3 separate regions of the Homo sapiens genome follow, and regions 1 and 2 are each linked to region 3. A link is a contact called in ENCODE Hi-C data. All regions are on one chromosome and are shown on one strand. Each heading gives the region's core, a stretch centred on a gene start or an enhancer-like site at or near the end of the contact. The rest is flanking DNA. Distances are from core to core; before and after follow the strand shown.

What was found. Hi-C counts contacts between places; a loop is a spot of excess contacts on that map. Pooled maps may share reads with other maps.
Region 1: a loop to region 3 is called in a map with no recorded cell type, with 8 times the contacts of the local background. The contact joins the promoter of SLC1A3-AS1 here to the promoter of RAD1 in region 3. A Hi-C loop is called at or near these places in 5 of 37 single-sample maps with no recorded cell type and 6 of 50 pooled maps.
Region 2: a pooled map shows a loop between it and region 3 (9-fold over the local background). The contact joins the enhancer-like site here to the promoter of RAD1 in region 3. A Hi-C loop is called at or near these places in 6 of 37 single-sample maps with no recorded cell type and 10 of 50 pooled maps.

Annotation. Positions count from the first base shown.
Region 1 is chr5:36,723,718-36,726,749 of GRCh38, forward strand. It overlaps SLC1A3-AS1 (SLC1A3 antisense RNA 1), which reads right to left and starts at 1,471. Exons shown (of 2, transcript XR_007058736.1): 1 at 1,397-1,471. RefSeq lists enhancers at 49-98, 109-158, 199-468.
Region 2 is chr5:33,848,560-33,851,628 of GRCh38, forward strand. All of the region lies in intron 2 of ADAMTS12 (ADAM metallopeptidase with thrombospondin type 1 motif 12), which reads right to left. Among named protein-coding and RNA genes, the nearest start is that of ADAMTS12, 42 kb to the right of the region's middle. RefSeq lists an enhancer at 1,343-1,844. Within about 2 kb of position 1,637, at least 4 of the 41 ENCODE cell types and tissues checked have a DNase peak (open chromatin) inside an H3K27ac peak, as active enhancers do.
Region 3 is chr5:34,913,980-34,917,009 of GRCh38, forward strand. RAD1 (RAD1 checkpoint DNA exonuclease) reads right to left here and starts at 1,525. Exons shown (of 6, transcript NM_002853.4): 1 at 1,437-1,525; 2 at 716-982. The coding sequence starts at 913. BRIX1 (biogenesis of ribosomes BRX1) reads left to right here and starts at 1,732. Exons shown (of 10, transcript NM_018321.4): 1 at 1,732-1,918. The coding sequence starts at 1,760. It also overlaps a transcript of TTC23L not described here. RefSeq lists enhancers at 1,109-1,714, 1,161-1,220, 1,241-2,140, 1,715-2,320.

The sequences.
Region 1 (3,032 bases), core at 221-2,720, 1.8 Mb after region 3:
CCAACCTGGGTGACAGAGACCTTGTCTCTAAAAAGTAAAGAAATGAAATAGAAAATAAAAACGAATGGTAGAAATAAAAGGAACTGAGTAGTAGGGGGCAGAGGCATGTCTAGGGGAGAGAACTAGAACTGCCAAGGGATTTGAGTGCCTGATGGATTCTGAAGACTGAAATATACATGACCCCAAAAAGCAATGTCATTTGTAAATATTTGTTAATGAGTTTAGTGAAGTGCTACATGGAGGAATGATCTAGCCAATGAGAACAATGTGCACCAGCCAGTTGGATTCTTGAAGCTGCAGAGACTTCATCTTCAGCCACAGCAGGTGGCTGAGGGCTAGAGTTACTTGGGACTTTCCCCAATGCTCTAGTTCCTTCTATCTCTTGGAAACAAGTCTGGCTCAATATGTTCAGCAGCCCCATTGATGTTGCCCAGAGGAAGTGTGGATCAGGGCTCGCTGACCCCAAGGTTAGCAGCAGAAGAGCAGGGCCTCTGCCTCCCCAGCCAGGAAGCCCACAGTCTTGGCCACATGAATGAAGGAGGTCTTGGCAGCATCTGACACACCTCGGGGTAATGATTTAGCCACCCCAAATTACCGTGTCTCCACAAAATAGTCACTTGGGGCCACACTACATTGTGGAGAGATAATGAAAGAGCTTCTATTTTTGAGCTATCTTTTCCTCATATGCGAATAATTTCACACACAAAAAAATGAGAAAACCACTTCTCTCTGTCACCTACAGAATCAGGAACAGGGATCAGATTATCTTTTAGATACCCGCCCCAAAAAGAAATAAAAATCAAGAAAACATGGGTAAATACCATGGTGGACATTTAAATGAAGCTGAGAAAGAAAGCTTTCTCTATTTAGAGAAGAATTCAAAATGGATGGCAGGAGATTTGTTGAAAATAAGGAAGAGGGAGGGAAAGGTTAGTAAATAATAGGTCAAATCTTCAGCCTAGAGGGCACTACTAAGTTTTCTTTTGTTCCCCCTTAGGTTTCCTGGTGTAGCAGTGCAGTTGCAACGTAGTTTTGTTTTTTGGGTTTCTTTAAACCTAGAGTGGTAAGAGGGACTTGGTGGCGATGGACTGCCATGGGTCGGTTCCTTAGAGGGCTCTTGAGTTTTTCCCACCTGTCTCCAACTCCAGGGCCACCACTCTAATAAAGCCACTGCCATCTCTGACCAGCTCCCCTGCTGTGGCTTTCACTCTTGCTCTCTTTACAGCCCATTCCACACAGCAGCAGCCAGCATGGCACTTCCCGTTCTGGGCCCCTCCCACTGACTGCACCCTGTGCTTGTCCTTCATAGTGTGTAAAGATCTGTATGTGGGGTGATTTGACTAACGGTTCTCTCCCCTTAAGTATAAGTAAACCTATGAGGGCAAGGACTGCTTACCTTAGCATCCTTGGTTCCTGGTAGGATGCCCATCCCATAACAGGCTGGAGCTCCTGGGTGTGTGGGAGGGAGTAGGAAGGAAGCAACAGCTGCCAATCAAAGGCCCATTTGGGCATGTGACCCTTAGCTAGCCAATCAGAATCCTTTCCAGGGTTGTAGCAGTTGAAGCTGTGAGCAGCTCAGTTGGTTGGGTTGTCTGTCTTGTCTTGGCTTGGATTCTCCCAGAAGGAGATCCTGAGTCAATGATTCGGGTGCAAGTAGATTTCTTCTGGGAGCCTTTCTTTAATAAAGCACTTGCACCTGAGTCATTGACTCAGGATCTATTTCAGGATCTCCTTCTTGAGGGAGAGGGCGAAACAGGATCCAGAAGAAGCAAAGCAATGGAGCAGGCATGGCATCAGGAAGAGGACAGGGAGGCTGCCGTAAGCCCAGCAGGCTCCCTTTCAGGCTGTTAAGGAGGGGGATGAGTACGAACATGAAGGTGGCCCAAGTAGCTCTAAGGTCCCTTCTCTCATCTCCTGTCCTTACCGGGGGCCGTAGGCTCTAGATAAAACGCTGCCCCACCACCCGCCAGGGCTTTTGTTTTGGCTCACCTTTCATCCGCCTTCTCAGACTCTGTCTGCCTTGGCTTCCCTCAGCTGAACCCAGGGAATTTGCATTTTGCTATTTTCCATCTGCACTGGGTAGCCTGGCTCCAGATGTTTGGGGCAGCAAATGCAGAAATTCCAGGCAAACGGATCTGATCATTCTCTGCTTGGCTCCACTCGCTGCATCCCAAGCACCAGATGCCTCACTGGTGTCTGCCTACCTTCCTGGGAGGCAGATCCACCGCTCATAAGATAGAGCCCAACGACAAGACCCTGTACTTATGGAGGCCTTTTATTTAACAACTCATTTCATTGAAGGAAAAATCTAGAATCTACTAAGACCTCCTGATATTTTTTAATTAACTAGAAATTGTGGATGTATCCCTCAATATTTTCATCTAAAGTGGTTGAAATGATAATGGAGGGGAAACTGTGTTTTAAAAGCGTGTTACTCCATTTCTTTCATTCACCTCCATCAATGATAATATGAGTTATCACTCTTAATATTAACCACGTGGCAGGCTTCATGCATTCTCACATACATTTCACCCTAAGGCCTGGAGAAGATAATTTCACCAAAGTCACACAGGTAGTACATGGAAAGGTGTAAATTTGAACCTGGATCTTACTGCAAACCCATACTCTTAACTGCTTCATTCAACTTTTGCCAGCAATCATTTGTCATAGACTAAATGCCAGAACCTAAGCCCAAGATTTTGCAGTATACAGAGGAGAAACTGGATGTCTTTTGAAATGCTTCAGAATGGTTTCTATAGTACATATCTGAGCAGCACTCCATGACCAAAGGATGCCAAATCCTTTGCCCCTTGTATTACACTTCATTCATTAGTTCATTCATTCATTCAACAAATGCTTATAAAGCACTCCTGTAAGGCATTATTCTAGGCACTGAGTGTTTGTTATTGAACAAAAAGGACAAAAAATACCTCACTATTCTCAGAGTTTACATTCAGGGATGCAAGAAGGAGCGTGAAACAGGAGATAGGCAATAAACATTAAAAAATTAAGAAAATTTTGTAATATGTTAA
Region 2 (3,069 bases), core at 387-2,886, 1.1 Mb before region 3:
GTGTTTCCCTCATTGGTATTAGTTGCAAAACTGGACTTCAGAGAGTCCTATCTTTTATACAGGTTACTTGAGGTTGTTGGAATTGTTGAGATGTATTCTGAATCAGTTGCCCCAATGACAACTTGCCTAGGGAAAATGCAAGCAGGCTTCTATTCTTAGCAGAAGTATTTTGAGTGTCTATCACCTAGGGTGATTGCAAGTATTAGCACTGAAAAAGAGAAGTGGGAGGGCAGGCCTTGGAGAAGCAGAAGAGAAAATATGAATCTAGAACGTAGATTATTAGCTTACAAACCTGGCTGCACCAGAATCACCTAAGTAGCTTTAATGTGTATATATTATACACACACATGATATATATATATCGTGGTGTTTTCATCTAAGCTGTTGAGAAGAGACATCTATATATATGTATTGCATAGCAATATATATATATGTATTGCATAGCAATATATATATATGTATTGCATAGCAATATATATATATGTATTGCATAGCAATATATATATATGTATTGCATAGCAATATATATATGTATTGCATAGCAATATATATATGTATTGCATAGCAATATATATATATGTATTGCATAGCAATATATATATGTATTGCATAGCAATATATATATGTATTGCATAGCAATATATATATATGTATTGCATAGCAATATATATATATGTATTGCATAGCAATATATATATATGTATTGCATAGCAATATATATATGTATTGCATAGCAATATATATATATGTATTGCATAGCTATATATATATGTATTGAATAGCAATATATATATGTATTGAATAGCAATATATATATGTATTGCACAGCAATATATATATATGTATTGCACAGCAATATATATATGTATTGAATAGCAATATATATATGTATTGCACAGCAATATATATATATGTATTGCACAGCAATATATATATATGTATTGCATAGCAATATATATATATGTATTGCATAGCAATATATACATATATGTACTGCATAGCAATACACATGTGTATTGCATAGCAATACACATATGTATTGCATAGCAATATATATGTATTGCATAGCAATATATATGTATTGCATAGCAATATATAGTATCTATATATGTATTGCACAGCAATATATGGTATCTATATATGTATTGCATAGCAATATATAGTATCTATATATGTATTGCATAGCAATATATAGTATCTATATATGTATTGCATAGCAATATATAGTATCTATATATGTATTGCATAGCAATATATACATTGTATCAATATATATGTATTGCATAGCAATATACATTGTATCAATATATATATGTATTGCATAGCATATTATATATGTATTACCTACATATAGATAGCATGTGTATATAATATATACACACACTATACTAGTAGCAGAGGCAGGTGGGAGATGTATTTTATAGTGTAAATCCTTTTTATCTTTTAAGTTTTGTAGCATGTGAACTTATTACCTGCTAAACGTATTATAAAACGAAGGGGGAAAAGCCTAGATTCCTCTCACGGAGATTTTCACTCTCAATAGATGATCTGTTCTTACCATATCGTCTGTACGGAGCAGATCTCACCACCAGACTGTGACCCACCCTTACCACGAGCGTCTAATGGTCCGTCACCTGCACATCGGTTAAGCAGGTGAAAGGGGACTTCCTGACCCAGGATGTGGCATGGTCTCACATGCCTCTGGGTTTCAGACACAATGACTCAGCAGAAAGTTTCACTAAAAGAGAGGATTAATCAGACCTCAGGGGAAGCTGGCCACGGCGACCTCTGGGAGGCCTTCTTGTTCCCTTTCACAAGAGAGTTCTTGGTGTGGCACTATGCTAAGTGCTACACACCCATCCTCCCAACCAAAACAGGTGCTGTCAGCCCCTTTTACAATCTCAGAGCTAACATGCCCAAAGTTACAGAGCTAATGACTGAAATCTGCCTACCTGGAAAGCCCAACAGGCTCTCGACACCATAGGCCTCTCTCATTGCAGCAGCCTTTTCCTCACAGGAACAGTCTGATACCAGCATCATGCTGCCACCATCCATGTCCACAGCACAGAAAATGTTACAGTGTAAATATCTACTCTGGATGACCTGGGCTAGGATATTATTTCTCACCTTCATATTTTTTGACTGTTTAGTTTTTCAGATTCAAAGGTCAAAGAGAGAGTTTTTTCCCATCCTGCTGGTCCCTGGGCTGCAAGGATCCAGTTCACCCAAAGTAATAGATCTAAAGAGGCGAAGTCTTGTCTAAGGTCACCCACCAATAAAACAAACAACTATATACCTAATTTTGCACGTATCACCCCATGAGGTGATATGCTTTGGTCAGAGTTCCTGAGTTCTATAAGATCTTAGGAATTAGCCTTCATTTCCCAGAAAAAGAAGCTGGAATCTTGAGTGTTAAGAAACTTCTCTTAGAGCTTCTGGCTAGATGGGAGCATTCAGGCATAAACTTCAGGTCTCCCAACTCCAAGTCCAGTGCTTGCGCATGACAGAGTACTCTTCTGAAGTCTTAAGCCTAAATCACAGTGGACTAAGCTAGCAATAAAAATAAAAGGAGGCCAGACACAGTGGCTCATGCCTGTAATCCCAGCACTTTGGGAGGCCGAGGCAGGCAGATCACGAGGTCAGGAGATCGAGATCATTCTGGCTAACGTGGTGAAACCCCATCTCTACTAAAAATACAAAAAATTAACCAGGCATGGTGGTGGGCACCTGTAGTCCCAGCTACTCGGGAGGCTGAGGCAGGAGAATGGCATGGACCCAGGATGCAGAGCTTGCAGTGAGCCGAGATCACGCCACTGCACTCCAGCCTGGGTGACACAGCGAGACTCCATCTCAAAAAAATAAAATAAAATAAAAGGAAAGAGGAGTCTATTTGTCAAATTTGAATCTCTTTATTGAAACAGTTGAATTAACTAATTGAATTAAAAGGATTTACTAGTAAAAGAGAGAATCCTTTCCAGAGGAGGGATGTAAAGCACTCACCGATACATCTCAAATCCTCCTCTGGTCATTGCCAAAGCAACTGTTATCACAACCTTCCAGATAGAAAAG
Region 3 (3,030 bases), core at 275-2,774:
TCTCCTGAGCAGCTGGAAATACAGGTGTGAGCCACCATACCATGCCCCTGCATGAGGACAAGAACCGTGTCTTATTTACCTCTCTATCCCTGAGATCATGCTGTGCACTTACGTGTTAAAAAACGCTTAGTTGAACTTGCAATCCTATCTGAACCACACAAATATTACTTTGGAAGAACAAAAATTCTATTACAACCAGTAAAGGAAAAAAATACTCTTTAGTAATAGCATATCGCAGTGGAAAAAAGAGCATATATTCTGGAAACAAATATTCAGCGTTCTTATCCCAATTCAGCCACTTACCAGCTGTGGGACTGTTGGCAAATCACTTAAAATTGTGCCTCGTTTCCACATATATAAAACGGGAATAATAACAGAACCTACCTTACAGGACTATTGTTAAGATTAAATAAGTTAAACAATAAGAAGACTGTAGCCTAGCCAATAGCCTAGTTTAATAAACTTTAGTCATTACTAACCATTATCTCTGTAAAACAAGATGGGAAAAGAATTTGTTACCGGGAGAGAAAAAAAATTCAAGTAATGACGTTTTGTTCTCTAACTTAAGACTATTATTTATTTATTAAGTTATTTATTATGACTATTGACAAGTTATTATGACTATTAAGTTATTTTGTCTACTGAAACCTTCCGATTTCATTAAATTACATTTAGAGTATCTATGGCACAGGCTTAAAGGCGCCTACTTCCATACCTGAATAAAAGCATTTGCTTGCACACACTTTGCATTTTCCACTGTTACTTTGATACCATTTTTAGTTGCGAAACACGTGGCATGTTCTCGGAAATGAATAGCTTTCAAGATAGTGGAGAGATTCCTAACGTTGTCAAGGCTGGCCACAAGGCTGTACTGATCATCCTCGTCTTGGATCTGTTGGGTCAGAAGGGGCATCGTCCACTGCGCATTCGGCCCCGAGGGATGCTCCTGGGGCCAACAACTTCTCGGCGGATCGCCAAACACCTGAAGGGATTAGACAGTAAAACTCCCATCAGTGCTGGCGAGGTCCGGCGAGCTCCACCTGCGCTGAGAGGTGGAAAGGGGCTGGGAGGCTGAACACGGCTGACCAGGCCGAACCCCACCTATGTCACTTAACTATCTTTGTAATTCTGGAGGAAAATTATCTAAGCTACGGTTTCCTCGTCTCCGTAAGAGGACAATAACGTGAAAAGTTGTGAAGAATGAAGACACGCAACTGACACGGTATCTCCCGGCCAAACAGGAGCTACAAATCCGCGGGGAGTCGGTTTTGTGCAGCCCGCGCCACCAGCCCCGCCTCCAACAAAACAGGCGATGGCGGGGCGGGCCCGGAGTGTCCAGATAATCCTCCAAGAGTCCCAGACAACCCCATTCACCAGCCCGCCCGCGGGACAGCATCGCTTACTAGTCTCGGGGTCCCCGAGTGCGGAAACCCTACCTTTGCGGTGGGGTCTGGACGCCCGAGAGCCCTTCTCAGCAAAGTCCCTGAAGAGGAGCGAGGCGGCTCCGAGGAACCGCGGAGGAAGTGAAGCCAGTCCCGCCACTCTTCAGACCGGCCCTCCACCTCGGCCACCGTCACCACAGAGCTGAAGGAGGCCTAGAGAGCCGCGCGTGCCGCGCCACCGAGACCGGAAGGAGGCGGCACAGACCTGGAGGACGACCGCGGAGCTGAGCGCTTAGAGCCGCCGAACCATAGAGATCGGAAATAGGAGCGAGCGGCAGCGCCGGAAAGGAGGCCAAGAGCGCGGGCGGCGAGGCAAGATGGCGGCAACCAAGAGGAAACGGCGTGGAGGCTTTGCAGTTCAGGCGAAGAAGCCAAAAAGAAACGAAATAGATGCGGAGCCGCCAGCTAAGCGGCACGCCACAGCAGAGGAGGTGGAGGAAGAAGAGAGGGACCGGATCCCAGGCCCCGTTTGCAAGGTAGGAGGGGATGTCCCCGGGCTACACCTGCGGCGGCGGCTCTGTGCGCCTTTTCTTGGGTTACTTACTTGACTACAGCCTTGCTTAATTTCAGAGTAGCCCGGGTGTTAACGGTAGGTCGGTTTTAGCAATTCTCCCGGCCAGACTGGGCACGGAGTTTGCAGCTAATCCTTGTGCACGTGGCCGTCTTCCTGGAGGCGGCGGGTTTTAAAACCTTTACCCGGCCCACGGGGAAGCGACTTACAGGGTGCTCAGATCCAGCGTTCTTTCTTACTAGTTGTTCAGTTGTTTTTTTTTTTTAATGTTTTTGGAGAGTAGTGCTTTTCCTTGGTTATTTCTCGCTATTATTTCTCCAGTGATTAGTATGCCCATATACTGCCATAGTCAGCCACTCTCAGTCAGGGATCCTGAAGTACGTTAGGGGAGCCTTTAAAAAGTTGTTGCCCTTGGGACTGTGACTCTGACTTGTTAACCAGGTCATTAACTCAAGAGATACTGAAAAATAGACTAGGTAGTATGAGCTTTACTTGTATTCAACAGACATTGAATGTGCCATGCACTGTACCAAGTTAGGCTTCCTTTGGGTTTGAGATTGCAAAGATGACTAGAATGTGACCTCTTCCTCCTGAAATGTTGGAGTTTAGGAGGAAACTTAAGAATTCAAATAAGTTGATGGTTTTTATTCAAAAGAAGTGCACACAAGTTGTTAGAATTAGCTTTCATTCAACTAAGAACTCTTCTTAAGCTAGACAGAATACTGTGAACAAGGATTATCTTTGACATTAATTTTTGCGTCCTCCGCACTTAGCATAGTACTCTAGCGCGGAGTAGGTGATAAGTAAATGACCCCGTGTGGTGTGATGGCAAGCTCTAAGAAAGAAGTGAGCTCTGTGGAATGAAAGATAAGTGTAAATTCTAGCCCCGTTATTAACAGCAACATTCTGTGCTCTTTTCTGACCTGCAGATTGGGGGGCAGGGGGAGGGAATATTTACTTTTTATGAAAAATAAGCTGGACTTGTACACTTCCAGTAAATGTTAGTGTTCTCACTCTTCCCTTGAGCTAGGTAGTATCTATAATCTGAGCCATACTTCGATACATTCTATGGAAGTG